5 separate regions of the Mus musculus genome follow, and all the other regions are linked to region 1. Evidence: chromatin loops called from intact Hi-C (ENCODE). Cell type or tissue: heart. All regions are shown on one strand. Each heading gives the region's core, and the rest is flanking DNA. Links, peaks and the distances in the headings are about the cores only. Region 1 holds the start of Erap1 (endoplasmic reticulum aminopeptidase 1). Region 2 has its middle 47 kb from the start of Cast. Region 3 holds the start of Cast (calpastatin). Region 4 overlaps Cast (calpastatin). Region 5 has its middle 110 kb from the start of Pcsk1.

What was found. Hi-C counts contacts between places; a loop is a spot of excess contacts. Peaks named below come from ENCODE experiments on the same cell type or tissue, not always from the same donor. Only the 100,000 strongest peaks of a DNase experiment are listed, where the experiment ranks them.
Region 2: it touches region 1 in a loop (7-fold over the local background); 40 of 42 quality-filtered maps call a loop at or near these places.
Region 3: a loop joins it to region 1, with 2.2 times the contacts of the local background. A loop is called at or near these places in 6 of 42 quality-filtered maps.
Region 4: a loop joins it to region 1, with 15 times the contacts of the local background. A loop is called at or near these places in 6 of 42 quality-filtered maps.
Region 5: a loop joins it to region 1, with 8 times the contacts of the local background. A loop is called at or near these places in 8 of 42 quality-filtered maps.

What each region holds. Positions count from the first base shown.
Region 1 is chr13:74,635,907-74,642,029 of GRCm38, forward strand. It overlaps Erap1 (endoplasmic reticulum aminopeptidase 1), which reads left to right and starts at 3,947. Exons shown (of 19, transcript NM_030711.5): 1 at 3,947-3,987. In heart, for the core only: CTCF peaks have their summits at 3,149 (motif pointing right) and 4,926 (motif pointing right); DNase peaks (open chromatin) are centred at 3,975 and 4,265; H3K4me3 peaks cover 1,701 bases; H3K27ac peaks cover 1,578 bases.
Region 2 is chr13:74,851,514-74,857,636 of GRCm38, forward strand. No RefSeq gene overlaps it. Among named protein-coding and RNA genes, the nearest start is that of Cast, 47 kb to the left of the region's middle. In heart, for the core only: a CTCF peak has its summit at 3,055 (motif pointing left); a DNase peak (open chromatin) is centred at 2,988.
Region 3 is chr13:74,804,667-74,810,789 of GRCm38, forward strand. It overlaps Cast (calpastatin), which reads right to left and starts at 3,294. Exons shown (of 31, transcript NM_009817.4): 1 at 3,153-3,294. The coding sequence starts at 3,182. In heart, for the core only: no CTCF peak of the experiment used is centred there; DNase peaks (open chromatin) are centred at 3,335 and 4,055; H3K4me3 peaks cover 1,724 bases; H3K27ac peaks cover 1,725 bases.
Region 4 is chr13:74,765,517-74,771,639 of GRCm38, forward strand. All of the region lies in intron 3 of Cast (calpastatin), which reads right to left. It also overlaps the pseudogene Gm6296. Among named protein-coding and RNA genes, the nearest start is that of Cast, 39 kb to the right of the region's middle. In heart, for the core only: no CTCF peak of the experiment used is centred there; no DNase peak of the experiment used is centred there; H3K4me3 peaks cover 757 bases; H3K27ac peaks cover 599 bases.
Region 5 is chr13:75,201,282-75,207,404 of GRCm38, forward strand. No RefSeq gene overlaps it. Among named protein-coding and RNA genes, the nearest start is that of Pcsk1, 110 kb to the left of the region's middle. In heart, for the core only: a CTCF peak has its summit at 3,358 (motif pointing left); no DNase peak of the experiment used is centred there.

The sequences.
Region 1 (6,123 bases), core at 1,023-5,022:
ATGGAAGTGTAAGCTGAATAAACCCTTTCCTCCCCAACTGCATTTTGGTCATGATGTTTGTGCAGGAATAGAAAACCTGACTAAGACAGAAGGACATTTCATATTCATCAAAGGAAAAATATACAAAGATGACCCATGATACAACTCACAGACCACATGAAGCTGAAGAAGAAGGAAGACCAAAGAGTGGATGCTTAGTTCTACTTTGAAGGGGAAACAAAATAATCAAGGGAAGTAGAGGGTGGGAGGGTCTTGGCAGGAAGAGAGGAGAGGGAGGGGAAAATAGGGGAAGAATCAGGTATGGCAGGAAATACAGGAGATGTACAGAGGGTCAGGAAATTGAAGAGAGGTGTGTAGCAATGGGAGCTGGGGAGCTGGGGGTAGCAACCAGAAAGTCCCAGATGCCAGGAAAGCAAGAGCCTCCTAGGACCCCAAGGTGATGACATTAGCTGAAATACCCCACAAAGGGGAGGGAGAACCTGTTGAGACCATATCCAAAGTTTAGGCATGACCCCCCTGGTTGAGGGATAGGGCCACCCACCCATCTCTAAAATTTTAACCCAGAATTGCTCCTGTTTAAAGGAAATACAAGGACAAACAGTGGACAGAGACTAAAGGAAAGGCCATCCAGCCTGGGGAATCCATCCTTCATGCACACTCCAAACCCAGACACTATTGTGGATGATAAGAAGTGCTTGCTAACAGGAACCTGATACAGCTGTCTCCTGAGAGGCTGTCAGATCCTGACCGATACAGATGCGGATGCTAGTAGTTAACCATCGACTGAGCACAGGAACCTCAGTGGAGGAATTAGGGGAAGGACTGAAGGAGCTGAAGGGGTCTTATCTGGCATCAGTGGGAGGAGAGGCCCTTGGTCCTGTGAAGGCTTGATGCCCCAGTGTAGAGGAAAGCTAGGGTGGTGAGGGTGGGTGGGGGAGCACCCTCATAGAAGCAGAGTAAAGGAAGATGTGATAAGGGGTTTGCAGAGAAATGGGAAAGGGAATAACATATGAAATAAAAATAAATAAAATATCCTATTTAAAATGTTCAATAAATAAATAAATCTTAAAAACAACAACAAAAAACAAACAAAAAATAAAAAAACCCCAAAAAACAAACAAACAAACAACCCCCCCCCCAAAAAAAAACCCATGTGCTTTAAAATAGTCGAAACTTGAAGATGCTAGAGAAAATTCCAGGAGTACACCTAGCTGGAACCATACTGTAGGTCAATTCACATTCTCAATTGTCATAGGCTTCTAATCTAAAACAACAGGATAGAAAGTCAGATTGACAGAGTCAGGCTTTAACAAGAAGTAGGAGGTGTGGCTAAAGAATCTAGGTCTTTGTTTTATATCTAGAAATGGAACTACTTGCCGTATCTACAGATGTTTGTAGAGGACCCCCAAATTGGGAGTCTCAGGCACTGATATAAATGATGGACAGCTGCAATGTAGGAAGTAGTAAAGTGTGGGCTTAGCACACACAAGATTCCAGGTTCAGTCTCAGCTGCATAAACATTAAAGAAGTAAATAATTAGAAATATTGTGGGGCTGAATAGTATGTAGCCTAGGCTATCCTGGAACACTCTCTATGTAGACCAGGCTGGTTTGGGACTCATGGAGACTTGCTTTTCTCTGCTTGTTGTGTGCTAGCATTAAAGGCATGAGCCACCATCGCACAGTCAAATCAGTTGTTGTTGTTGTTGTTTTTGGTCTTTTGAGGCAGGGATTCTCTGTGTGTAGCCTTGGCAGTCCTAGAACTCGCTGGCTCTACAGACCAGGCTGGTCTCAAACTCAGAGATCTACCTGCCTCTGCCTCCCAAGTGCTGGGATTAAAGGTGTGCACCAACACCTCCTGGCCACAGTTTTTTTTTTGAGTCTCCCTGTGAGCTGCCATGTGGATGCTAAGAGTTGAACTGGAGTCCTTTAGAGACGCAGTCAGTACTCTTAATCTCTGAGCTATTTCTGTAGTTCCCATTTGCATCTTCTTTAAGATTTAGCCCCTTTTGGAATTTGGCTGATCTTCTAGGCCCTCCCCTACCAGCCATCATCACAGGGATGTGCAGCAAATCACATTAAAGGACTAGTAAGGACCTGTTGTCTACCACATACCATCAGCTGATGTTATTCAAGCTCAGAGCTTTATTGCTGCTCAAGTATTTTGTTTTGTTTTGAGACTAGAATTCATGGTGGTTTTCCTCCCCTCCAGGCTGAGATTAGAGGCATATGCTACCCAAAAGACATATGCCACAAGTAGCTGCTAAGAATGCGATTTTTAGGATTGCTTGGCTCAGTTTCTTAAAAGGTGACTGAAAATTACAGGGAGCTGGGTTTTATTTTTAGTACTGTTCCATAGATGCACTATGTATTTTAGTAGTTTAGTTGTTGGTAGGCCACAAGGACACAAAGATTTCAGGATGTAGTGGTTGGTATATACCACAGTACCAACTACTCTGAAGGCTGAAGTAGGTAGCCCATGAATTCAGTCCAGGCTGGACTATATATGATGCTTTATCTCTTGGGGTGGGAGAAAGGATATTATATTATCCACCTTAATCAGGCCTAGTTTATGTTGTGCATAAATGTGCTAGTTTGAATAAGTTTAGCCCTCATAGACTGATGTGTTTCTATGCTTGGCCCATAGGGAGTGGCACTATGAAGAGGTGTGGCCTTGTTAGAGGAAGTCCATCACTGTGGAGTTGGGCTTTGAGCTAACCAATGCTCAAGCTCTGAACAGTGTAGAATCTGAGTATTCTTCTGGCTACATTCGGATCAAATATAACGCTTGGTTCCTCCAGCACAAGTCTGCCTGCACCATTCCATACTTCTCACCATGCTGATAATGGACTAAACCTCTGAAACTGTAACCCAGCCCCCAATTAAATGTTTTCCTTTGTAAGAAAAAAAAATGTCCCTGGTGGTACATAGTTTTTGCAAAAACAAGCATTGAAAACAGTGTTGAGAAATAATGCTCAGAGGCTTGGATGCCAAGTTCTCAAAGGGCAGGACACTGAGAACTAGGCCTAAGCAAACTGGGGAACAGCCAGGATAATATTTGGACAGGAACTAGAATGTGTGTTTGATTACTTCTGTGTAAAACTGGCTTTAAATTTATTTATTTAAATGTAGGAGTGCTGCATGTTCACCTACCTGCCAGAAGAGGGCATCAGATTCCTTTCTAGATGGTCGTGAGCCACCCTATAGTTTCTTGGGAATTGAACAAATGAACTCTGAAAGAGCAGCGGGTTCTTAACCACTAAGCCATCTAACCTTGCCTGGCAGCGGTAGCACACGCCTTTGATCCCGGCTCTCCAGGCGGATCGGCAAGTACGAGGTCAGACTGATCTACAGCTAGGGCTGTTTCAAGACAGCTAGGGCTGCACAGAGAAATCCTGTGTTGAAAAACCAAAAATAAATAAATAAATAGCAATCCTCTGTAGTGTAGTGTCTTTTCCTTATTAGGGGTAGGGAAGTTCTGGGGGCCACCTCTAATCTCCCCCCCCCCCCCCCCAGCATATAAGGTACCTACACTGAACAGAAAATCCCCAGAGCACTCAGAATTTGACTTCCCAGGTTGAATCTTTTGGGGGTGGGGCAGGGCTCTCAGATGAAAACATCTGCATCCAATAGGTGTCCTTCCAAGTTGGCAGGCCAATGCCATTTTGAGCACTACCTTTGCACATTGCTGCATTTCTTCCGTTAGTGAAGTTAGCAAACAAAACAAATACACCACGAGATGTGGAGGAGAAAAAAGTCCACGTTTTGATGGGTGCGCCTCCCTGCCTGGTGCTCTGCCAGTCCTGGAGAATGCATTCCCTATCAGGGTCCCTAACTTTGAGTTCCCGAAGCCCTGGCTAGATCCCTTAGGCTTGCTCTCTTTTAGCGCCTTAGCAGGTTCACTTCACCCTCAGCCCCACGTGCCCTGCCGGTCCACCTTCACTTTCACTTTCGGTCCCGGGCGGCCAGACTGGCGGCTGTGATGAAGGTGAGGAGTCTCGGCCTGGCCCGGTGGAGGACTGGGCCCGCACGGTACAGGGCTGTGGGCAGCTGAGGGTGGGCTCTGGCTAACCGACCCCGGTGGAGGCCCGGGCTCAAGTGCGCAGGACGGGCGCGGAGGATCGGGAGCAGGAGTCTGAGCACGCCGAGGAGCGTGAAGCCCCGGCAGGGCGCTGCTGGCCGGCCCGGCCCGGAGAAAGCCGAGGCTGCCGGGCCGGCGTACTCGCTGGCTCGAGTGAGTCACTGGCAGGAGCTGACCACGAGCCGCCTAGCTGCTGGAGACTGGCCAGCGGTCCATCCCACTAAAGCCTAATGGCGACCAGGGAGGACTGGGCGGACCTAGGGAGCGGCCTGTGGAGAACACCTTGAGAGTATTCCCAGAGAAAGCGAAGAAGCGCTGGGGAGGGCACAGAGTGTCCGGAAGGCTCCCTCTCTTCCGCCTGTACTCCCTGCAAACCGGGCCCCACTCCCAACTCGGTCCCTCTCCCCCTCCCTCTCCCGCTCCCCTCTCCCTCCCCCTCCCGCTCCTGATCACTATCTGGATCCCGCCCCCCAAGGCTACATGAGGCCATTATAGAGAAAGCTTTATTTGAACTTGTTTGAGCAAAATGAGTGCCTTTTCTGTTATGTTGCTAGAATGGTTAATTTCCTAAGAGGAAGGGAAGGACCAAGAGAACACACTTTGTTTAAACTTTTATTGATGGTTCTTTGGGTAACCCGGGTTTGGAAAGACAAACTGTGTTTTCTTTAGAAAGCCAGAATTCCTGTCAGCTCCATATATGGTCAATAATTTAAAACCTTTTTAAAATTGGCCACAGTTGTCAAAGCTCCCACCTCCACCCCTTTCCTGCCATAGGTTTTTTTTTTTTTTTTTTTTTTTTTTTTTTTAGATTTATTTATTATATGTAAGTACACTGTAGCTGTCTTCAGACACACCAGAAGAGGGCATCAGATCTTGTTACGGATGGTTGTGAGCCACCATGTGGTTGCTGGGATTTGAACTCCGGACCTTCAGAAGAGCAGTCTGGTGCTCTTACCCACTGAGCCATCTCACCAGCCCCCTCCACCCCTTTCCTGATCAGATTTGGAAATGTACCTTGAATCAGCAGCTTTTTAAGGTGGCCCCAAGAGGAAAATTCTAGTATATTTACATAGTTTTAATTCTGCATTGAAATACTTTGTTAGAAGTGACGAGCCATTTTCAGTGCATGTTAACAGAAGTTGGATTATCCTGGGGGCTGTTTGAAAGCTTATGTGTTGCTGAGATTGTTTTACATTCAGTCCTAATACAAGTGGGAAATCATCCAAACAATTACCTTTAACTTCCCTGAGGACCATGAGGAGTCAGAATCTCCACATACAGCTTAAATAAGATTTCTAAAATGGCAGCAGACTCTCTGGCTTGAGCTAAGTTAGGTGATAGAGCCTAACTTAACAGAGGATAACTTCAGTTTCATCACATGAAAAAGGAAAGTATTTTACAACGTTCTTAAACTTAAAACAAAGCCTGGAGTGGTATGACATTATTATATCTGTGCTAAGAGTCCTCCTAGAAATTTTATTTGGGAGTCTTCTTTCAGACATCAAAGTTTTACATGTTAATAAATGAACCCACAATTCTTTCTTCCTTTTCAAGTTATTGTGTTCCAGGTACCACTGAGACACCAGTTCCATTCAGGTATGGTTGGTTTATTGAACGAACACTCCAAGACTGATTTTACTAAAGGATTCAGTGAGGAGTCAGGATCCAGAACTGTGACTTCAGACAGTCCCCAGAAGCAGTTTTTATATGGGAAAAAACAAACAGGCGCATTTACAACCTTTGCAACGTTTAGGCTATCTAGCCTAGGGGATCTCTAAAGTCCATGAGGTTCCTGACACAGCACAATAACAAATTGGTTTTACCAGGGCAAGGAACAATAATAGGTCAAGTTAAGGTTAAGAGCTACAAAATGAAGGTTGAGGTAATATAGCAGAGCTATTGTCAAGTTCTAATATTTAACAATTGTACTTCTAGGCTTTTCTAGTTCAATAAAAGACACTGATCCCTATTTGATATTCATTCTAGACATTCTTGTAGTCTTTCTTAATAACTGTTCTCTCTCCTACCCCAACTTCTAGCTCA
Region 2 (6,123 bases), core at 1,413-5,412, 220 kb after region 1:
GTGATGGGCGAGCAACAAATCAGGAGCTGACACGTCACATCAGGTGCTGAAACGCCACACAGAGGGCTATATAAGCAGCACCATTTTCCGGGGTCTGGGTCTTCCCTCCTTAAGAAGCAATAAAGCTTGCCTCAGAAGAATCCGGTTGTCCGAGTGTGTTCTTGCCGGGGAGAACGATAGCTCAGGACAGGGAATGTACAAACTTCCTTAAAGTCATAGTCCTGGTGTGTGTGTGTGTGTGTGTGTGTGTGTGTGTGTGTGTGTAGAGGATAGGTAGTTTGTAGTAGATTCCCAGAAAGGCTGTGGTCTAAAGGTTAATGCCACATTATTATAAGTCAAGTTGGAAGGATTTACTTTTAAAGGCATCTTTGTTCTAAAAAGTGATTCACGGTGGTAACCTACCTCAGTGAATTAACCTATGATTCAACTTTTGTCCTAAGTGTGTCAGAGTGATAAGACAGACTCTGATGAGAAGTTTTATCAAAGCAGTGCCAAGGAAGTATACCTATAGCTCTAGCTGATAGGGGGCCACACTCTGGGGTGTGCTAACACTGAAGCCCTCACACCCGGAGAACAGAATCATGTGGTCTACAGCAGAATTACAAAGGCTGCATCTTTCTTAGGGTCAGAACTCTGTTTTTGGATGATTTGATTTAAATTTTTCACGTTATCTTACACAGTGTAACTTTTCTCATAAATAATTAAGTTATACTTCCTAATATTGTATTTTAATATTTAAAAGCTCATGTATTGGGGCCAGAACTGTATTCACATGTATGCTCATATTCCATTGTACACTTAGTAGATACATGATTTTGAAGTGATTTGGCCTCCTATGCTGCTATTTACTTATGTATAAAGAAGAACCTCGCTGGAGAGTGGTGGCACATGCCTTTAATCTCAGCACTTGGGAGGCAGAGGCAGGCAGATTTCTGAGTTCAAGGCCAGCCTGGTCTACATAGTGAGTTCCAGGACAGCCAGGGCTACACAGAGAAACTCTGTCTCGAAAAAAACAAAAGAAGAAGAAGGAGGAGGAGGAGGAGGAGGAGGAGGAGGAGGAAGGGGAAGGGGAAGGGGAAGGGGAAGGGGAAGGAGGAGGAGGAGGAGGAGGAGGAAGGGGAAGGGGAAGGGGAAGGGGAAGGGGAAGGGGAAGGGGAAGGGGAAGGGGAAGGGGAAGGGGAAGGGGAAGGGGAAGGGGAAGGGGAAGGGGAAGGGGAAGGGGAAGGGGAAGGGGAAGGAAGGGGAAGGAGAAGGAGAAGGAGAAGGAGAAGGAGAAGGAGAAGGAGAAGGAGAAGGAGAAGGAGAAGGAGAAGGAGAAGAAGAAGAAGAAGAAGAAGAAGAAGAAGAAGAAGAAGAAGAAGAAGAAGAAGAAGAAGAAGAAGAAGAAGAAGAAGAATCATCTCACAGAACAGTAGTGAGGATTAAGTATACTGATATACTCAAGTTGACCAGAAACAGAGTTCAAGCTCCATTAACACTGATGGATCCTCTGGCTTTGAGAGATGGTGATAATACAAGAGGTCAGAGATCCTACCCCTGGAAACTTCCTCTGTCTGTCTCTTTCAGAGGACTTTGTAATGTAGGCAGAACTAGGGAGGAGATCTCCTAAGACATGAGTCAATGGAAAATAACTTATAGGCTAAGAAGAACATCTTCTGGAGATACAGGTGAAGATGAAACACCTGGACACTGAGGAGTGAACCCTGACACTTGTCCTGATGGAGGGCAGTGAAATACAGTGGTACGTACCCTAATTTTCCTAAAACACATAATAGCAGGTAACCTTTAAACAATAAGACTGCTACTCATATTATGGTTCTTTATTCAGAGCTATACTCTTTTTCAGGCTCCTCAACCTCAAGGGCCTGTCTCCCTGAGTCCCAAACACTGGAGCTAGATGAACTCACCCTCAGCATTAGTAATCATGGTCTGTGCTACACTTTTCTGTTCCACTGTTTCCACACCACTGCTTTGGGAAAAACTGCTCTACACTGTGCTAGTACTCTTTCAGAGACAGCCTTGGGGTGTACACATCAGTACAAAAGACATAGTTTAGGATAAGGGCTAAATGTCGCCAAGTACACCAAAGTTCAGTGCTGGAGCCTCCTCATACACAGGCTTATGCTGGAGACTAGTCCCAAACAGCACAGGGAACTCATTAGCCATGTTACTGCTACTGGAGTGTTATCACCTTACCTGAGGATAAGAAAGAGTAAGTAGTGATGCGTTTCTTTTTATGATTAAAATCCACACTATCAAAATTACGATTAAAAGAAAAACTGAGAAGTAGGACAATGTGGTGCCGCTGGGGAAACCCATTCTGGGCTCTGGAACAAAATTATGGTCCTTTGCATCAGGATTGGTTTCCTGAATCTGGGAGCAAGGCTACTGGGGCTCTGGGGTGTATCTAATAGTCCCCTGAAAGAAGTTTCTGTGTCTCAAATTCTGGACAGGACTGCTGGGCTCTGGGGTGAGCTGATGATGGGTATCTTGAGTCTTAACTCCTAACCCTACCTCTAACCCTGAATTTGTGACTGGGTTGCTGGGCTCTGGGGAAAGTTGACAGTCCTCTCCATCAAACTTGGCTGTCTGAATCTAGGATAGGACTGCAGTTTTCTTTTCTTGAGCAGCACTCCTGACCCCACAATGAACGGCTTGTTTCCAATTCTTGTCTCCAGCCAAATGTTTCATATTGTACCTCCCTTTCATGGCTAAGCATCTAGGTTATAATCACCGTGATAAGAAAGAAAGAAAGCCATGGGAATCTCACTTTCCCCTTTCCTTTTCAAGTCTCCAGACAAGGTTTCTGGGGCAACCTTTAACTAGTTCTGTGGCAGCTGGATGCTTCTAATGAAAATTTGCTGTCAACAAAAGTGCTTTTGTGGGCAGGACTACCGGGGACAGCAAGAAAGAGTGTGGGGCCCTGAGTTCTATCCCAGGCTTAACCTAGCAAGTCAGTCATCTGCCAATAGCCAACCACAAAGCAGCATCCAAAGAGCAGCAGGAAGTCATTGGGGATAAAAATAAAGAACTTCTGCTGCCACCTGGTGGAATTTCCCCGATCAATCTGCTGCTGCTCCTGCTCGGGCTGCTGCTACTCTTTCACCTCCTTGTGCTTCTTCCTCTTCCTCCTTCTAACCCCTCCTTCTTTCTCCTCTACACTTAAAAAATTGTTTCTAATTTTTTGAGATGATAGAATAATGGCATCATTTCTCTTGCTTTTCTTTCTTCCACCTCCCCATCCTTGTTCTCTTTGAAATTTATGGTCTCTTTTGCTTAACTGTTGTTGAGGTGTGTGCATGGGTGGTGTGTGTGTGTGTGTGTGTGTGTGTGTGTGTGTGTGTTCCTAAATACAAAATAACAGTCTACTGAGTCTCAGTCCATATAGGGTTACTTGTATGTATACCTTCAGTGTTGATCATTAGGATTTGGAGAACCAATAGTTAAGCTCTGTAGTTCTTTGTTTGGGGGTGAGAGGCCTGAAGTTTCTCCTTATACATTAGCATGTTTACTGTTGTTTTTTGTCTTTTTTTAAAAAAGATTTTTAATTTATTAATTATATGTAACTATACTGTTGCTGTCTTCAGATTCTCCAGAAGAGGGTGTCAGATCTCATTAAAGATGGTTGTAAGCCACCATGTGGTTGCTGAGAATTGAACTCAGGACCTCTGGAAGAGCAGTCAGTGTTCTTAACCTCTGAGCCATCTCTCCAGACCCTGTTGTTTTCTTCTTTGATGAAGATTATTTCTCCCATTCCCTAGTTGCCTGTAGTTCTTTGTTTGGGGCTGAGAAACCTCAGGCTTCTCCTTATACATTCCCATGTCTACTGTTGTTTTCATCATGTTTAGGTCATGTGTAGGCAGCCATTTTGGTGGGACACCGTTAGTGTACCTTCTCTGCTTATTAGAATGGTTCTTGAAGTGAGTTCATAGACCCTGCCACATCTGTTTTACTTCACTTCCCACCAGTGACTATTAGTAATTTTGTACCTTTGTCTCATTAATTATCAAATAATCAGCCGGTAGGGTTGTGATTTATATATAACATCTAAATAAGAAAGCACACTATTAAATAATGAAAAGTGGATAGTATCAAATCTAATAAAAAGTATGAAATTACGTAAAAAAGTTTAGAAATTGCTAGAGACATATTTCAGAATCTCCAAATGCCTTCAAACACCACCCCAGACCTATGAGATTAAGTTGTACATTTTAATAGAGTTCCTTGAGTTTATATAGAGACATAAAATTTGGGAAAAAGTGTTTTTAGTGTTTTTTTATCAGAGAGAGAAACGCTATTACTGCCATTTATTTGTACTTTAGTCGGTTTCACTGAAAAATGTTGCCATTAAAGAAAACCACCAAAAACAAAGTATAAACTGGACTGTAAGAGCACTGGATTTTCAAACCACTCACTTTGTGTCTCATAGTTCTCAGAAGCCTCTGATGACAGAAAAGTAACTCACATTACACAAACCTGCCTCCCATCCCAGTTTTGAGGTTTGAACAAAGAGCCTACACTGGGCTACATCCTGAGACCTTCTGAACCTTGGTTTAATTATAATATAGACACAATAATAGGCTATGGCTAACTCATAAGACTGAAAGGATTTCAAGATAAAATGTAGAAAGCATAGTGATAAATATGCAAGGTGCCTGGCAATAGGTCAAGCCATTATGAAGATGCAATTATGAAGAAAGTACAAAATTTCATTGAAAGCCATTTGAGAACACCTAAACAAAGGGAGAGATAAAATCATGTCCAAGGATAAGAAAAAAATCAATATTGCAAAGCTATTATTCATCTTCAAATTAATTTCTCTAGTGCAGTTCAAATTAAAACCTCAGTTGAGTTTTTTGACCCTGACAAGCTTATTTTTAATATTTGAATGAAGGAAAGAGCTGAGACTAGCTTATACAATTATGAAAGAGAAGAACAAGATGGGGTATGTCACTCACCAGGGATCAAGATGAACTATAAAATTGTATTAGGTAAGGCAGTGTTGTATTGTACAGGGTAGAAACTGACTAGTAAACAGAATAGAGTACAGAAGAATGCCTTGAGAAGGTGATGTATGATAGTAATGGCATTATAAATACACAGAATAATGCTTGGGATAATTGTGACAAGATCCTACAATGACTGGCTACCCACAGTAAAATAACCACAGATACAATGTATAGGTTTCGTATCCCAATTTAAGGAAGATCATAATAAAACCAGGCACATCTACATTTTAGTGGTGCAGCCATTATGAAGTTGTTGTGCTCTTGGGAATAACTCCTTATGCTTGCTCATGCCAGGAGCTCTAATTAAACTCAGTTGTTCACAAAAATAAAAGAAAACAAACAAAATCATTCAAGTTAGAGGGGAGCTTATTGGGAAGAGTCTGTTCAGCCAGATGGGGTTAGGGATGAGAGAGAGAGCAATAGAAGTTGAAAATGACCAGAATGTATTAAATACATTTATAAAATCATCAAAGAAGAAAAATGTTTCTAGAATCATATAAGGAACTGCTACTTTGTGAGTGTCTGTGTAACTCCTACTCCAGTTCATTTTTATTTTTACTTTTGTTATAGTTTATTTTTAATGTGCTACAAAGGGCTCTACAAGATTGGTCCCAAAAATGATATAAGGAACTTTATATTGAATATTTTTTTAGGTAATTCTGAATTTCTCCTGTTGCAGCTCTATGTGGGTCTTACAAAAGCTTTTTGAAAGCACAGCTGTACTAGTAGATATATAATCATTAAAAAAAAACCAACAACAACAATTTGTACCAATTCACAATTAGATAAAATAGTAAAATCAGAGTCCCAAACAATGTTAATGAAGAGCTAGCGATGAAAGTCCTGTAAACAACATTTCTTATTAATAAAATATACGCTTTACTTCATGGGAAAGTAGGTCTCTTTGGGGCCCTCTGACAACACTATTTTCTCACTGTCAGGGTACACAGCTGTATGCCTCCAAGCACGAGATACTCTAGCTGTGCTTATTCTCCTGCTGCTCTAGCTAAAGATGAAGTGAGTGATCCTACCAATTTCTTCTTCATGGAAGAAGAGATTTTTCTACTTACATTTAAAATAATGAAGCTGGAGTATTTCTTAAAACACAGGGAAA
Region 3 (6,123 bases), core at 1,260-5,259, 170 kb after region 1:
AGATATATTCTTTAAAAGAAGCTTTTTAAACATTTCATGAACTCAGTTTTTACCACAATCAAAAATATCCAGATGCTGATGGTAATCAGTGTGAAAATGGACAATATTATGTTTCCTTGGTTGGCTTTCCAGGTAGCATGCTCTTAAATGACATATCTTGACATTACCCTACTTTATTCTGTATTAAGTTAGATCATTCACATTATTTTTACTATTTAAAGAATCCTACTAAGAATATCCTAATTATAGGATTCACTAGACGTAGTCTACAAGGATGTGTGTGTGGAAACTGGCTCCAGAAACCTTTTGGAAAATCAAATCCTGCAGAAGCTCAAATGGCTTGGAGAGGAATTTGTACAGACTTTGCATGCCTTGAAGAAGCAAATTATATTATGTATATTTTTGAGAGAAAGTACTACATTTCATTCTCAAAATGATGTGTGATCACTTATAGATAAGCTATAAAATACAAACAAACAAACAAACAAAATAAAATAGCATGTTTGCATCTAACTTTCTCACTGTCCCTGTGTGCTTTATGATATACAATATTAAGGCATATCAACAGTTTTATATTATACTATTTTGGAAATAATGACAAAAGTAATTGATACATGTTCAGTAAAGATTCAATTTTTAAAAAATCGTTTTTGATTGATGTGATAAAAGGGTTCAACTGCAAACCTTTATTCATAGGCACATAAACAAACAAACTACTCATATACAAATTGCACATATAAAAATATGTACACATATTTTATATATACACAGAATATAGGGCATATATGCACACATACATACACACATATATCTATATATAGATATATTATATATAGATATATATTTATATATAGATATATATATTAAAAGTTGGCTGTGTGAACCATTGGAGAGAGATTTGTACAGACTTTGCATACCTTGAAGAGGCAAATTATATATGTATATTTTTGAAAGTACTACATTTCATTCTCAAAATAATCTATGATCACTTACAGATAAGCTGTAAAAAACACAAACAAACAAACAAACAAACAAACAAAAAAGAAGGTTAGGAACAAGCCCCTTAGAGCTTTTTTCCTACCTGATGCTATTCCACTAGCCACAGTGGCAAGTGAAAGCTCTGCAATGTGGGAAGTGTGAATTGTGAGGTACTGTGAGTATACATGCATAGCACAGCCAGGTTTTTGAGTAATTAACACAAACAAAGAGGTGACTCGTTATTTTTAGCACATGATTACATGCTTGAATGTCACCTAGGACAGAGCCAGTGAAGAACAATTCTACTAACATTAACTTGATTTCTTAAAATATTTTTGTTAATGCGACTGTTAAAAAAATTTTTTTAAAGCCCTTTGGGTCTCACAGTACATTTCTCCTGGGGAAAAGTCAAAGCTTGATCCCAGGCATGCTGAAAATTATAGAAAGTTAGCACCAAACAGAAATCTTAAATAATAATCCCCAAACTGGCTTATAATGGCTACTGCAGCAGAAACATCGAAGTGTCTAACATGGTTCAGAGGGTACTAAAAGCGAAGATTTAAGCTAGCGTCTAAGTAACCTGGCACAATTTCCTTTAGACAGTGCCAAGCTTGGACAGAGGAATCTGATGTTAGTTGAACATCTGCCACCCATATTTGCCGATAATTTAATGAGTGCATCTTGATAAGAATTCTGGAACAATCATGACTCAAAGCAAACCTTTGCTCTTAGCACATTAATAAAACTATATACAGGAAGAACAACAATATCAACCAACCAGAGCCCCCCCCCCCCAGCTCCCTAGGACTAAACCACCACCAAAGAGTACACATGGAGGGACCCAGGGCTCCAGCTGAATATGTAGCACACGACAGTCTTGTCTGGCATCAATGGGAGGAGAGGCCCTTGTTCCTGTAGAGGACGGATGCCCCAGTGTAGGGGAACCTTAGGGCTGTGAGGCAGGAGTGGGTGTGTGGGTGGTGGAGCTCCCTCATAGACGCAGGGGTGGGGGGATGGGATAGAGGGTTTGCAGAGGGGAAACCAGGAAGGGGGAATAACAGTTGAAATGTAAATAAATAAAATAATCAATAAAATATATAAAATAAATAAAACTATACATTTAAATAGCACAGAAAAGTGTGAGGAAGAACTTTCCCAAAGAAACATCACTGAAAACATGTATGTGGCATGTCATCTCCTGCTGAATCTAGTCCTTATGGAGACATCTGCTATTTTACAGATATGGAAACACATTTACAAAGACTGACACATTGAAATCATTGCCACTTGAGTTAAGAACTCTACAGTGCACCGGAAGGCTAGCACACCTAGATGATCAATCAGTCCTCGATGCCTACTTTCTAATTCTAACCCCAGGTTTCTAGTTGCAAAGATTATCTGGTTATTGCATCTTTTTTCCATACCACTTACTGGGAGGAAGGAAGATTTTGAAATTCTCGCCATAAATCAACTTATGACTCTCTGTAACCACAGGGTTTGTGAACTCTTTTGTTTTTGTTGGTTTTTTAAAAAAATGTAATGCTAAAACTATGCTTCCTGGTTTCAAAACATTACAAGTTCCAGCTTGATTGGGTATAACATACTTGGTAGGACAGACGTTCAGTGCACTAACCAAAAGGAACACGTTTGTCCTCTTATAAAGTTATATAGAGTAGTGAGCTATACTCATTTCTCTCTCCCCATCCCCCGCCCCTGAAAATTGATCAGTTGTTCCCTGATGGTTTTTTTTTTCTTTCCCATTCTCCACCCTCCTCTTTCGAGTTTGAAACTGCTTGACCATTCTTTTCTTTGTAAGTTTTTTATCTTTACTTAGCAGTTGAAAAACTAAACCTGGGCTACAGTGCCTCCCTCTTGTCTACCTATCCAGGTATGTGTTCCAAAGGGCGGAACTAAGGATTGCTGTCCATTCAATTTGGGAACGCGAGCTGAGCTTGGTGCAGCTCGCCGCCCAGACTGTACCGCCCAGAGCGCCCAGTCCGGATTACCACTGAAAGTAGAGCCTTCTGCTTCTGCCCGAGCTTAATCAGAAGTTCTTCAAGGAGGTCTCACCGGGTCCCTGCCCTTGACCCTCCAACTTCTGGACGTGGTTCCTCTACTTCCTAGAGGAGCGAGGTAAATACACTTCCTTCCCAGACCTTGCCCCTTCTATTTACCGTCTTGTACCACCAACTTGCGAATGCCATCGCGACAACCCTGACTTGCTCCGCTGGGAACCTCTCGAGAACGCAGAACGTGCACCACGATGACACTCTGCTTGGCTGGGACCCGGCTGACACCGCACAGGACACAGCTGCCGGGTGGGAGGGCACAAGGGGAAAGAGCGACAGGGCCCGCCCAAGCTAGCGTGGTCCCGCCCCATCCCAAAGCTAATTAGGAAAGAGGTGTGTGTCAGTTTTTCAGCTGCCACTCCCTAAATGGAGGGCTAGGGTTGGGGGCGCGGGGGTGACTTCACACGGAGGTCAGAACTCTTCTGCCCAGCCACAGGAGCCCACTCCGGAGGTCCCAAGTCAACTTTATTCTGCCTCCATGCCCATGCTCACTGCCTGGGTCTCACTAGCCCGCTTTGCTCCAGGAGTCCCTCCACCCAACTCCTGCCACTACCCAATTCGGAGAGCCTTTAGCCACCTGCTTGCCCGCAGGCATGGAGTTCTGATCTCTTTCCCACTCTGGAAGGTGCAAAGAGGGGCAACGCCCCGAGACTGCGGCGGGACACTCCAGGACTTAGGCCTTTTGCCGCTTGCCCCGCGGCTCAGTCTGGAGTACGACTCACCTCCTGGGTGTGGCGAGCTGCCGCGCCGCGACTGGGCCTGGGAGAGGCGGCAGGCTTCGGGCCGGGCTGGGACATTTTTCGGTGAAGCCGCTGCGGGCGCAGCTTCCGGGAAAACGCAGCGAAATTGTTTGCGGGGGGGAGGGAGGAGCGGGCAGCCACCTCGGGACAGGAGGAGCGGGACAGCTCAGTGAGGCAGCTTTTCCGACCCAGCCCTGAGCCCTCGCCCAGCTCAGTTAGGCCCTCCCCTTCCTGCCCTGGGCTCACTGCAGAGAGCCCAACTTCTCAGCAACCCAGAGCTGAATTCAACACTGTCTGCTCAGGGTTTGTAAAACAAGACCCTCCCCCAGACTAGCCCCCAAGCTGCAGGGTTCTCAGTGAATCGCAAATAGGGGAAGCTGGAGATTGCAGTTCCCGGGTGGAGTTGTCCAGACCAATCTAGTGATTGTGCAACCAGAGAGCTGGACTGGGGCGTGGCCTAGACCCCTTTTTCTAAGAATTTGAAGAATTAGACACTTCTTTGCAGTCTGTCACTAATTCAAATCTAGCCTAAATCTGAACTACAAATAAGAGAGAAGATCTTGAAAACAAATTGGTCTCTCAGTGTTCGTGTACTTGTGTGTGTGTTATATCCTGTGTTTGATTATTTATGTAGCCAATTCTGTAAATGTACTAAGGGTTTTCGAGCAGAAGCCTGCCTGCTCTAATGCAAATCAGCAGAGAATCACAGGTATTAAAGTCATCTTCCTTTCTGGAGCCTATGTTTCTGAGGTTGGGTTGGTTTTTGCCTTGGCTTCATTTTATGCAGTACTTCCTGTTTGGGGGCTGGAAGTGAAATTTAACAAACCTTTTGAGTGCTCATCCAAAGGGCCTGTCAGCCTACAGCTATTTATTGCTGGCTGGTGCCAGCCACAGAAAAGCCTGTGTCACCACAATAGCATTGCCATTTGTAGGCTTTGTCAACATGCTAGAGAGCTCGATTTTAGACAGTTGACAAGAAAGAAGCCACGTTGCATAACAAGATTTGCCATGCTATAAGGAGCTTGGATAAATAGAATTATGGTTGTCCAGTGTCCCTTCAATTTTAGGGATATGTCTCAACTTCTCACAAATGAATTAGCAATGTTCTTGGATTATATGCATTTCTTCTTGAAGTGCTATATGTACAATGTCACCAGTATTCCAAAGGACAGGCAGCAGTGCAAGAATGCATACAAAGAATTGGAACATTTTTGGTGTACAAACTGTCATTAGCAAAAATTGGTTGGTAGTATGCATCATTTATGTACAGAATGGGGGGAAGTGTTAGAGTGAAAAGAATGTCTTATGTTTTTCAACAGAATATTTAAGAATTGAATTTAAACCAGCTAATTTTGCATTTGTTGAGACTCTTCTATGTAAAGGGAGGAATAGTAGAGAAAAGGATAAGCAAAGATTAAAACTGGGACTCCTCTGGTATCCAGGAACTTTCAGGTTATCTGGATTCAGTTGGTTATTTTTTTTGGGTGGCAATGGGAAATATACAGATACATAATATACATAAATATACATAATATACATAAATAAAGACAAATGTGCTTTAGGAATATGGTGTTTCATGAGTGTTGTTGATTATAGACAAGGAGTGCCTGCTGGTACAGAGTGGACAGGAAGAGAAGAGGTAGAGACATTGCAGGAAATAAAGGGAACACTCTCATCTCCTTATCTGCTGAAGCTGAGGGTCTCTGTTATTACTTACTGACTACAATTTTGCCACATGACATGCTCATCAAAATTCATAAAATATAACAATGCTATTTCTCAGGCTTTGCTTGACTCAGTATTCATGTAAGTCAAGCATTGCTTCCCAGCACATTAATGGCCACAAGTAAACGCTAAAGTCAGAAGATGAAGTATTTCGCTTTGTAATTGAGAATTACTGAAACTATGGAAGGAAGGTCTTCACATGCAGGAATCTAGGATAATCCCTGCATAGATGGAGGCAGCATTTCCTGTAGCAATGTCTGTGAATATTACAACTATTTATTCTTTAAAAAAAAAATGGAGCAGCACTTTCTTGCTAAAGGAGGTATCTGAGACCTATGCTAAGAGATTGTATAATGCAACAAGATAAACAAAAGAGAAAACACACAGTCATGCAGAGGTCTTCCAAGGGATGCTGTAGGGTCCTGACAAGGGACATCTTGCCTTAGTGGAGCGATTGATAGTCAACCCAGGAGAGAGACTGCTCTGATCTGTTCTTTATCATGTGCATAATGCCAGTGAGTGGAGATCCTCTGCAAGACAGTCTTCATCTTTTACATCCTTTCATCCTCTCTTGTGGGGAGCGGGTGTGGCGGCAGTCCCAAAGGCGCCAG
Region 4 (6,123 bases), core at 901-4,900, 130 kb after region 1:
TGTGTCTTAATAAAAAGGTACACCTCTAAAAGATTATAGTATGTGACTAATGATTGCTAGTCTTTGAACCTGAATCAGGTAAAATGATTTTATTTGCTCTGCTCATGCGCAACACAGAAAAAGTACATGTAACTAAAAGATGGACTAATAATTCTATTTTCTGCAACTTTCCTTTGTCATGCTCTTAACATAGCTGATAAGAAAGTACAACAAAGAGGAGCTGCCATTTTCTCTGCAGAACAGTGCTCTCTCATGCTTCCCCCAGCCGCTCTTCAGGGTATTCTTGAAGCTGGTTATTTAAATCACTTGTATGAGAAACTTCCCTCTATCACAGAGTGTGTCTACATAGTAAGGAAACTTGGTTCATTACATACACTGCCTTCTATGTGACTCAGAACTCTAATTCTGCTAATGTTGTGCTGTGGGGTGAAGGCCAGATATGCTTACAGTCTTTATAATCTCATTCTCATACTCATAGCCGTGGTCATCAAACTCTCAATAAGTGTAAGAACTTATCTAGAGCTTTAGATTTCTCAGTGACCTTAACTGGGTAGCCAGAGAGGGGGCTTGAAAAGTTTCTCAAGAGAAAGTTTAACAAAATTTACCCCATGGGAATTTAATGCAGATACTTTTTAGTCCACAGTTCATGAAACACTGCCGTAATTGATTCTAAGAAGTTGAATGATGTGTGTCATGGTTAATTGGGACCCACATTCTCTGAAAACCTGTTCGCTAAAGCACAGATCAATGTGTCTAAGAAGACCTTTATGAGACATAGCTACATCCGTCACTCTCTTGATATCCACAAGAAAGTCTCTCTACCATTCATATACAGTGACCATGGAGTGTACAAAACAGAGGCAAACTATATGCAATTAACTCTGTGAACTCAATAAAAGCAGATGTTATTTCCTAATATACGAATATCTCCTGCACCAAAAAGCCTAAACATTAGATTTGTTATAGACAGAATCTACCTATATAGCCTTGGTTGGCTTAGAACTTGTATATAAGCCAGAATAGCCTTGAATCTACAGCAGCCTTCCTCTATCTGCCTTATATGTGCTTGTTTGAGAGAAGACAAAGGCTTCCTTAGTAGACAGTCAAACTTTCTAAACTCTAGTTCACTGGGGTCATCCACACTACATTTTATTTACTTTTTTATTTTTTTGTAAACTAGATATCACTATATAGCTCTAGATGTCCTGAAACTCACTAGTAGACCAGATGAGTTTGAATTCACAAGAGATCTGCCTGGCTCTGTCTCCCAAGTGATTAAATTAAAGGCATGCACTGCCATGGCCAGGCTCAAAGCTATATATTTTTATTTTTTATGTTTTTAAAAGTATTGCAAGGACTGGAAAGATAGCTCTCTGAAGAGGTACCATTCTCTTGAAAAGGACCTGAGTTCAGGTGTGTTCCCAGATATGGCAGCATACAACCATTTGTAAATCCATCTGTGGTTACACACACACACACACACACACACACACACACACACACACACACACACACAGAGAGAGAGAGAGAGAGAGAGAGAGAGAGACAGACAGACAGACAGACACACAATTTAAAAAATCTAAATCTTAAAAGAGTATTTCAAAGGGATTGGCAATAAAACATAACTATTATCAATTCTAAATACTAAAAACTCAGAAACTAAACTGAAACAAATGCATCATTAGAGGTAGGAAATGCATGAGATTCCTGGGCAATTGATTCTAGCTATCCATGAGCTTCCCTCTCCTTTTTTTACACCTTGCTGTGCTTGGTACACACACACACACACACACACACACACACAGAGTTTCCTTCTTTAGCCTCTCACCCTAATGGCCATCTTACTTCCTTCTCCGTCAGTCTTTAATTCCAGTTTTCTAGTTTGAAGTGAATTTGCTAGCCTTTGCCACTTGATTTCAGCACTTTATGCCTCTTAGAACCCAAGTGGCACTGCTTACCACATCCCAGTGAAATTTAATACTCATTTTCATTTCCAGAGTAACTGGAAAATCATTGCACAAAAGTCAAATTCATTCCCACGAGCAAAATACCAACTTTTTTTTAAAAGACACATTTATTCAGTGTCATGATCAGACTATTACATTTAGCAATCAACAGCATGGTTGAAAAAGGTCTACAGTAAAACCTTTTGTTGGAACGCTTTACACCCTCCACAGAACAGAAACTAAAATAACCTGTTATACAATTAGTCACAAATACAGTCCTGGAGTTTTTGCCCACACACATGAGTATTGTCTAAAACATGTCTTCTTTGTAGCAGCTAGACCCTGCCACCACTGTGCTTGGCTGAGTTCACAAATCTCTTGTAACCTGTAGCTTCCCTGTAACTTCTCTGGCTCTCCTCTCCTGCTAAGCTTTGTTTCCTGGCTGTACATAATTAGAACCTCCTGCCACTGCCATAGCTACTGCTGCTGCTGGAACCTCCATAGCCACCTTGGTTCCATGGTTTAGCAAAGTACTGGCCTCCACCACCATAAGTGTCAGAGCTCCTGCCTCCAAAGTTTCCTCCCTTCTTTGGTCCAAAATTTGAAGACTGATTGTTGTAATTGCCAAAATCATTGTAGCTTCCACCACCTCCAAAATTGCTTCCATCATTGCCAAATCCATTATAGCCATCCCCACTGCCACCATATCCACCACCACCACGGCTGCCACCAAAGCCACCACGACCACTGAAGTTCCCTCCTCGACCAAAATTGTCATGGCCACCAAAACCACCTCCACAACCACCACCCAAGTTTCCAGAACCACTGCGACCTCTCTGGCTCGATGAAGCACTAGCCATCTCTTGCTTCGACAGAGCTTTTCTTACTTCACAGTTGTGGCCATTCACAGTATGGTATTTCTGAATAACAATCTTATCCACAGAGTCATGGTCATCAAAGGTAACAAAAGCAAAGCCCCTCTTTTTCCCACTGCCTCTGTCAGTCATAATTTCTATCACTTCAATTTTCCCATACTGCTCAAAATAATCTCGTAGGTGATGTTCTTTGGTGTCTTCTTTAATACCGCCAACAAGGATCTTTTTCACAGTTAAGTGGGCACCTGGTATCTGAGAATCTTCTCTTGAAACAGCTCTCTTGGGTTCCACAACTCTTCCATCCACCTTGTGTGGTCTTGCATTCATGGCAGCATCCACTTCTTCCACAGTGGTGTATGTGACAAACCCAAAGCACCTGGATCTCTTGGTGTTTGGATCTCTCATTCCCACACAGTCGGTTAGTGCTCCCCATTGCTCTAAATGGCTCTTCGACTCTCATCGGTTGTTTCAAAGTTCAGACCTCCCGCAGCTCTTCACGCTCCTTAGAAGACTCTGACTTAGACATGACGGCAGGGTTATGAGAGCCTTCAGCGATGCTTCCTCAGCAGCATCAAAGAGCAGAAAGCCAAACTACCAACTATTGGTCAGGGAATGCATTTTCCACCTTTGAGTGGTGCATGCTGTTCCTTATGGAGCTACCCTGCAAGGCAGAAATTTCCTCTAGAAGAAAATCTTGACAGGCAGGAAGTTTCCAGAGTTGCTGAGTTCCCTCTCACTGGTAGGGTGGAAGAGCCTTATATAGCTGTCTCCTGTGAGGCTCTGCCAGTGCCTGGCAATTATAGAAGTGGATGCTCACAGTCATCCATTGGACGGAGCACAGGGTCCCCAATGAAGGAGCTAGAGAAAGGACCCAAGGAGCTCATGGGGTCTGCAGCCCCCTAGGAGGAACAACAATATGAACTAACCAGTATCTCCAGAGCTCCATGGGACTAAACCACCAATCAAAGAAAACACATGGTGGGACTCGTAGCTCTAACTGCATATGTAGCAGAGGATGGGCTAGTAGGCTATCAATGGGAGGAGAGGCCCTTGTTCCTGTGAAGGCTCTATGCCCCAATATAGGGGAATGCCAGGGCTAGGAAGCAGGAGTGGGTGGGTTGGGGAGGGGGGGAGGGAATAGGGGATTTTCGGAGAGGAAACTAGAAAAGGCGATAGCATTTGAAATGTAAATAAAGAAAATATCTAATAAAAATAGTATTTGATTATACTAAAAAAAAAAAAGACTTCTTAGATCCCAACTATCATTGAATGTGGAGGGTGCATAAATTTTCTGCTTTTATGTAGCAGAAGAGAGGCCCCTTGGTACTGCAAACTTTATATGCCCCAATACAGGTATATGCCAGGGCCAAGAAGCAGGAATGGGTGGGTAGGGGAGCAGGGCAGAGGAAGGGTATAGGGAACTTTCGGGATAGCATTTGAAATGTATATAAAGAAAATATCTAATAAAAATAAATAAAATAAAATTTCTGCTTCATTTATACACAGTGGGAATAATGAACTTCCTGTGTATAAACAACTGGAGAATGGGGGCCCTAACACGACAGAAGACATCCTGAAGTCTCTGATAAGATACCATGTTCTTGAAAGAGGTAAAGTTTCTATTAATGATGTTATCTTGCCACGGTCTCAGGTTGTCTTCAGGGAAACATAGCTAAAACATGTTACAACACTTGCCCCACCACACCCAGGATGTGTCAGGTACACAGAAAGGTCATACACAGTGAGCTCATTCTCTGAAACACAAGTCATGGACTCGGGACTTGGTGGGGGCGGCGAGGGGTGGGGGAGTGGGGGGCGGAGCCTACAAGCCTTCAGCGCAAGAGGGCTGGGTGGGGGGGGGGGGGATGCATCTAAAACTAAAGATCAGAAAGAGTCAAGCCAAATCATTAAACGGCTGCTGCTGTTTTTTCAACATGAAGTTCAGGGGACGAAAACTCAGTTTTGTAATCCTTCTCGTCCGATCAACAGAGAATTTTCCAGCTAAAAGATCATTAAGAGTGCTATGGACAGGAAGGGTGGGGATTAATCTCCTTCAAACTTAGAAAGAAATGCCAACTTCAGTCATAACAACAGTAACAGAATGTGTCCTCAGCCTGGAATTGGCTAAGGGGTTGTAACCCAGGTACGGTCTGGGCCCGTGACAGGCAGGCACGACTTTGGAGCAAAGCAACCCAAGTCAGTACTCACTCAGAGTATGACGACTGGCCTCAGCTTGGTTTAGGGGACGACTGCATTCCGGGTCGAACTCAACCTCTGCTGTTTCAGTTCCCAGTCTAAACTGAATCCGCAGAGTGACGCACTAGGCGCACAAGGCGGGGCGAGGTCCTCTAGGGCTCCCGCCCTCCTCCACTTGCCGCCAGCCCTGAAACCGGAAACCTGAAACCTGAAACCTGCCGCGGCGCCCGGCCTGAGATTCCCTGACGCTCCCTACTGGTGCTTCTTAGTGGTGCTTGACTTTTCTAGACTGGTTAACTTCTCTGTATTCTGTAATACAGGACACACGCTGTGTACTGTAAGCAGCAAAGGAGGGCAGGCCCACTGCTCCAGGATGTCACTTTGTGACTAACAAAGTAACAGCAATGAATAGCCCCCTTCTCCAGTACACGCCCTAAATAACCCTTTGAAGCCATGAAGTTAATGAAAGATGGCAGTGTAATGCCAGATTCTAAACATCTCTAAAACTGCATATTGGATTTTTAAAAAAAGAACAGTTTAACACAATATGAATTGTACTCAATTATTTTCATTATTGAAAACTTCAAAGAATAAATTTGAAACCATCTAATACGTATGTAAATTCAGAAATTTATGTTGCTATTCTAGGTTGACAATTAAATAAGGGAATGGCAATACTTTTTTAGAAGAAAGCCAAGTTACAGAGTGACACTAACAATGACTTTTCTCCCGACAAAAATCACAGAGTAACTTAGTTGAGCCATACTCCAATAAGCCATTAAGTATTCATATTTAAAAATACTCTGGCTCCTGGCAATAGACAGGATGAAAGGGGTTCCCACCCTTCTGCACCCCAGATGAGTCAGAATAGTAACTACAGAGATAGGGATAAACTTTACAGCAATTCTTAGCTTGCAGACCAGGAAGAAAGGGGCTCCCATTCTCAGAAATAGGCAAGGATGACTCCCTCACCAGCCACTGCTGTGGCTGTCATCCTCTCTGAGTGTTGTCCTCGAACTGAGTGATCATATGGTGTTTTCACTATAAGTAGTGAGTGCCTATTCAATACTTAAGTACTAGACCTTGGTCCACCCCAGAGAACCAAT
Region 5 (6,123 bases), core at 1,108-5,107, 570 kb after region 1:
TGCCTTTACCTTTAAAGTGCTGGCTTTATAGGCACGTACTTCATATCAACTGAGTAGGGCTGCCATCTGAAATCTGGATTCTTCCAGAAAACCCCTCATTTCTTTATCTCCCATATTCATCCAACCGTCATACTTCTATTCTTCTAAATATCACTCCTATGTTTTAATAAAAGAATATTATTAGCATTTAAAAATTTTTAGTGCCATCACCCAAGTTCAAACTTCATTTTTCTTTTTAATAGCCTGCATGGTGGCAGCCTCTCAAATGTCTCTAATTTCTGATACAGTAAAACTTCTAAAATAAGCTACCACAAACAATCTTTGGCTTTCATCTCAGTCTATCACTTCCTTGTTTACTTGCTTTGAGGAAAGCTAGGTGTCATTTTTTTTTCAGATGGTGAGAAACAGATATACAAATAAACTTAGTAAAGCCTCCAGGACAGCTATCAAGTAACTGAAGTTCTCAATCCACAAAACCTGGATGCTGCCATTAGCCATAAGTGAACATGGATAAGGGACCTTCAGAGGTGATGCAGGTCTAGACAGCTTCTCAGTTACAGCTTTGTGAGTGCCAAGCCAATATTACTCCCTAAACTGTGTGTGGACTCATGCCTCTCAGAAACTGCAAGAATGGGTTTGTTGTAAGCACCTAAGTTTGGGTATGCTGAATTATATATTAATGGAGTCTGCCACAGGAACCAAAATCTTATTTTCAAAGAAAAAGTTAATTGTGTTGTTTCCTATTTAAAAAATTAAAATTGCCTGTGATTGCCACTGGAATAACGTCTCAGATCCATAGCCTGGCTTTTGAAGACATAGAATGTGGCTTCTGCATCCTTTGGAGCCTTATTGTCACATAACCTTCCTCACCCTGCTACAGGCCTTCTTGAGTTTTCCAGCTGTTTGTAATAACACAGCACAATCTTCCCTTGTTTACACACACTGCTCCATTTGTCTGTTTTGAATATACCACACTCCCCTATAGCTTACACATCCTGCTCCCTTTGCCTGGATGATGCCTCTTACTCTCCATCTGTTCTTTGCTTTTCTGCCTTTATATCTCCCTTGTAGGCCAACCAGCATCCATAGGTTTCACCAAGCTTATTCCAGACTAAGTGAGCCCACTGCCACATAGCCCCATAAGACTACATGTTATGGAACACACCCCATCATCTGTTCTGGTTACCTGAAACCAGAATTCCTGAGGCAAAACAAAACAAGCAAACAAACAAACAAAAAACAAAAAACAAAAAACAAAAGACAAAAACAAAACAAAACAAAACAAAAAAACAAACTTAATCACCAGAATGAATAGTGAATGAATGTTCTTCCACTCTCTAACACGAGATCTATACAGATTATTTAAAATTTATATGCACATATTTGTTCAATAATTCATTTCCTTGAGTATTTATTGAATGGTTTTCTGTGACAATATCTTCTTGGCCTTGAATATATTTGATTGTAACGAAATTCCTGGCTCAAATAATAGAGTAAATGGTAAGTGGAAAAAAACTATAGTGTGTTGTTTCTGGATTGCAGTAGATGAAAAGAAGCGGAAAATCACATATTGTCAATTCAAGTCCTTCTTATTCTTTGTATCATTGCACTAATATCACTAAATGCCAAATGCTAAGAAATTTAAATTGGGAGTCCTGAAAAATGCCATGCCATATCAAAAGACTAGGCATTTAGCTGTGGCCAGGTGACTAAAGATCCTGGAGCAAACACATCCATCCTTTCTCTTTGTCTCACTTTTTTTTTTTTTTTAATTTATCACAGAAGGTCTGACTCTCATAGTGAATATTTTGTCTTTTTTTAATAGATATTTTCTTTATTTGCATTTCAAAATGTTATCCCCTTTCCTCATTTCCCCTCCGAAAAACCCCTATTCCATCCCCCCTTCCCATGCGCACCAACCCACCTACTCCTGCTTCCCTGTCCTGGCATTCTCAGGAAAGGCCATCCAGAGACTGCCACACCTGGGGATCGATTCCATATATAGTTACTAAAAACCAGACACTATTGTGGATACTAACAAGTGTTTGCTGACAGGAGCCTGATATAGCTGTCTCCTGAGAGGCTCTGCCAGTGCCTGACAGACACAGAGGTGGATGTTTGGACTTAGCATGGGGTCCCCAGTGGAAGAGTTAGAGAAAGGACTAAATATCTTGTTTTAAACATATTTGACATGAATATTCTCAGTGGACAAGAATCTAGATTCTATGTGTTTATTCAGTCTGTGAGAGTCAGAAGGGTTTGGAAGAGAATGATGAAGCCATGGCAAATGCAAACTTCTCTGGACTTGTTAACTCTACCAAAGTATTTTCTCAGGAGAAATGAAAACAAGATCACAAAGAAAAGCCTGCATGTGGATGTTTATATTAGTTTACTTAATGTGCATTATATTCAAATATGTACTGATGTATATTAGTATATTTATTAATATCCAAAATCTAGATATAATCTAAGCATCTTTCAACTGGTGACTGGAAAAACAGACTATGGATGGGAAGGAATCCTATCTGGCAATTAAAACAACAACTGAATATGAAACAACACAGATGAGTCTCAAACTCATTATGCTAGGGAATCAGATATATTGTATAATTTCCTTTACATAATGAGGACTGTGAGTTACTACCAGAAACTGGGATATGGGGTAGCATTTTCTACAGGCTTAACACAAAGGAGCATTTTGAGGTGATGAATTTTAACTCTAACTACAGGGGTTTTATACAAGTCTATTCCTTTGTCACTGACAGGAGTAAACTTTATTGTATGTATTTTTATATTGATTGGAAAAATATAATAGAACCTAAGAAATATTGAAACATATGCGTTCTCAGAGTAAAGAATGGCATCTGAATGTGAATTTTAAAGATAGGGCATATATATGCAATAGAACTATTCAATGCCAAATTCCCCAATACTCACAGAACCAACATATATACTCAATACAGCCCAGAGCTTGCTTTCTTGATAGATTTTTATCAATAAGATGGTACAGCCCTGGAGATCATCCCGTACAGTTATTAACCAATTTAAGATTAAGGACACTGGGTGAAGAGACTCTTTGGGAGAAGAAGAAATTTATGCAAATCTGGAGATGAGTGAAGCTTGCTGAAGCTGCCAGGGCCAGTGAGACTAAAAAGGCCTCGGGTGCTGTGAGGTGCCACCTCCCACAGCATTAGCAATCAGCCTTGTTAAATCTAAACAAACAGGAGGGGTCCAAGTTCTAAATTGGAGTAGAAGGAAACTTTAAAACACAAAACGAATTTCATCTCCTTGCCTCTTTCATACACATAAACTGATCAAGCCAGGGTGTGCATTACCATTTGTGTTGAAATGCTGACACCTTGTGTCTGTGAGCTATTAAATCCTGGAACTGATTTTTCAGCCTTATTTATGTGGATGGCAATGAAAGAGCCAAATTAGTGGAATCTCCAATGTGATTCAGCTTGAAAACTACATTTTGCACTGACAACACATGGTATCTCTGCTTCTTTTCATATGTTGAGGGCTTCTGTGTGTTAGCCATTTATCCCAGGAAAGAATATAACCTTCAGAAGCAGGTGAAGCTACCATGCCCCACAAACTTAAGAGGAAAAAAAAAAAAAGAACCAAAGACACAAAGGAAAACTCTCTCTCTCTCTCTCTCTCTCTCTCTCTCTCTCTCTCTCTCTCTGTGTGTGTGTGTGTGTGTGTGTGTGTGTGTTAATCCTTACTTCATTTTCCATTTGTCAGAATAATTACTCAGCCTGTTGTCTGATTACTTTATACTACTTTGAGCTATTTAACAGCACTTGCTTTGCTGCTTCCTGCTTGCTCTCACAGTAAAGCTAACATCTAGATTTGCTTCTTACCAACCTGATTGATAATTCTATTTGGCCCTGGAGCAGAAATGAGATCAACACTCAAATTCTATATATATTTTTATATGAGAAAAAAGTCACTTTGATGATGTAAAGGTTCATCTTGTCAGCTTGACTGGAATGAAAAAAACTAAGAAATCTCTGGGTGTGCCTATAGCAATGCTTTCAGAAAGGATTAACTAAGAGGGAAGAACCAACTTGAATAGCAGCATTTCAGTTTGGTGGTCTGGATAAGAGAAGAGGGGGCAAGGGAAAAAAAACATTTTCTCTGCTTCCCAGCCACAGTGATAGGTACCTCTGAATGATAGGTACCTCTGAAACTATAGTGCTCTCTGAAAACATGGGTTTATATAAATTTTTCCTGCCTCACATCTTTTGTAGAGGTATTCCATCACTGAAATATCAAGTTCAACAGGGAGAAGCTGTCAAGTGTTCCATTTTTTTTTTATCAATTCACTTGACACACTTAAATATTGGCTAGAGGCCAGACTCTCAGAGAATCACCTATGTGTCCCCATCCCAACACCTCTTAGACATACTAACTCAACAGAAACACTGTATCAGTTGTTCTCAACCTCCTTAATGCTACAAGCATTTTATGCAGCTCTTCATGTGACCCTCAAACATAAAATTATTTTCATTGCTACTTAATAACTATGACATTGCTACTAATATGAATTGTAATGTATATATCTGATATGCAGGATTTATCCAATATGCAACCTTGTGAAAGGGTTGTTCGATGTTCCTCCAAAGGTATTGCTGCCCACAGGTTGAAAACCACTGGTTTCTTGCCCAACACCCGCAAGGGCCCACACGGGACTCCCCACGGGATCCTAAGACCTCTGGTGAGTGGAACACAGCGCCTGCCCCAATCCAATCGCGCGGAACCTGAGACTGCAGTACATAGGGAAGCAGGCTACCCGGGCCTGATCTGGGGCACAAGCCCCTTCCGCTCGACTCGAGCCCCGGGCTACCTTGCCAGCAGAGTCTTGCCCAACACCCGCAAGGGCCCACACGGGACTCCCCACGGGATCCTAAGACCTCTGGTGAGTGGAACACAGCGCCTGCCCCAATCCAATCGCACGGAACCTGAGACTGCGGTACATAGGGAAGCAGGCTACCCGGGCTTGATCTGGGGCACAAACCCCTTCCACTCCACTCGAGCCCCGGGCTACCTTGCCAGCAGAGTCGCCTGACACCCGCAAGGGCCCACACAGGATTCCACACGAGATCCTAAGACCTCTAGTGAGTGGAACACAACTTCTGCCAGGAGTCTGGTTCGAACACCAGATATCTGGGTACCTGCCCTGCAAGAAGAGAGCTTGCCTGCAGAGAATACTCTGCCCACTGAAACTAAGGAGAGTGCTACCCTCCAGGTCTGCTTATAGAGGCTAACAGAGTCACCTGAAGAACAAGCTCTTAACAGTGACAACTAAAACAGCTAGCTTCAGAGATTACCAGATGGCGAAAGGCAAACGTAAGAATCCTACTAACAGAAATCAAGACCACTCACCATCATCAGAACGCAGCACTCCCACCCCACCTAGTCCTGGGCACCCCAACACAACCGAAAATCTAGACCCAGATTTAAAAACATTTCTCATGATGATGATAGAGGACATCAAGAAGGACTTTCATAAGTCACTTAAAGAATTACAGGAGAGCACTGCTAAAGAGTTACAGGCCCTTAAAGAAAAGCAGGAAAACACAGCCAAACAGGTAGAAATCATTAAAGAAAAACAGGAAAACACATCCAAACAGGTGATGGAAATGAACAAAACCATACTAGAACTAAAAGGGGAAGTAGACACAATAAAGAAAACCCAAAGCGAGGCAACGCTGGAGATAGAAACCCTAGGAAAGAGATCTGGAACCATAGATGCGAGCATCAGCAACAGAATACAAGAAATGGAAGAGAGAATCTCAGGTGCAGAAGATTCCATAGAGAACATCGACACAACAGTCAAAGAAAATACAAAATGCAAAAGGATCCTAACTCAAAACATCCAGGTAATGCAGGACACAATGAGAAGACCAAACCTACGGATAATAGGAATTGATGAGAATGAAGATTTTCAACTTAAAGGGCCAGCTAATATCTTCAACAAAATAATAGAAGAAAACTTCCCAAACATAAAAAAAGAGATGCCCATGATCATACAAGAAGCCTACAGAACTCCAAATAGACTGGACCAGAAAAGAAATTCCTCCCGACACATAATAATCAGAACAACAAATGCATTAA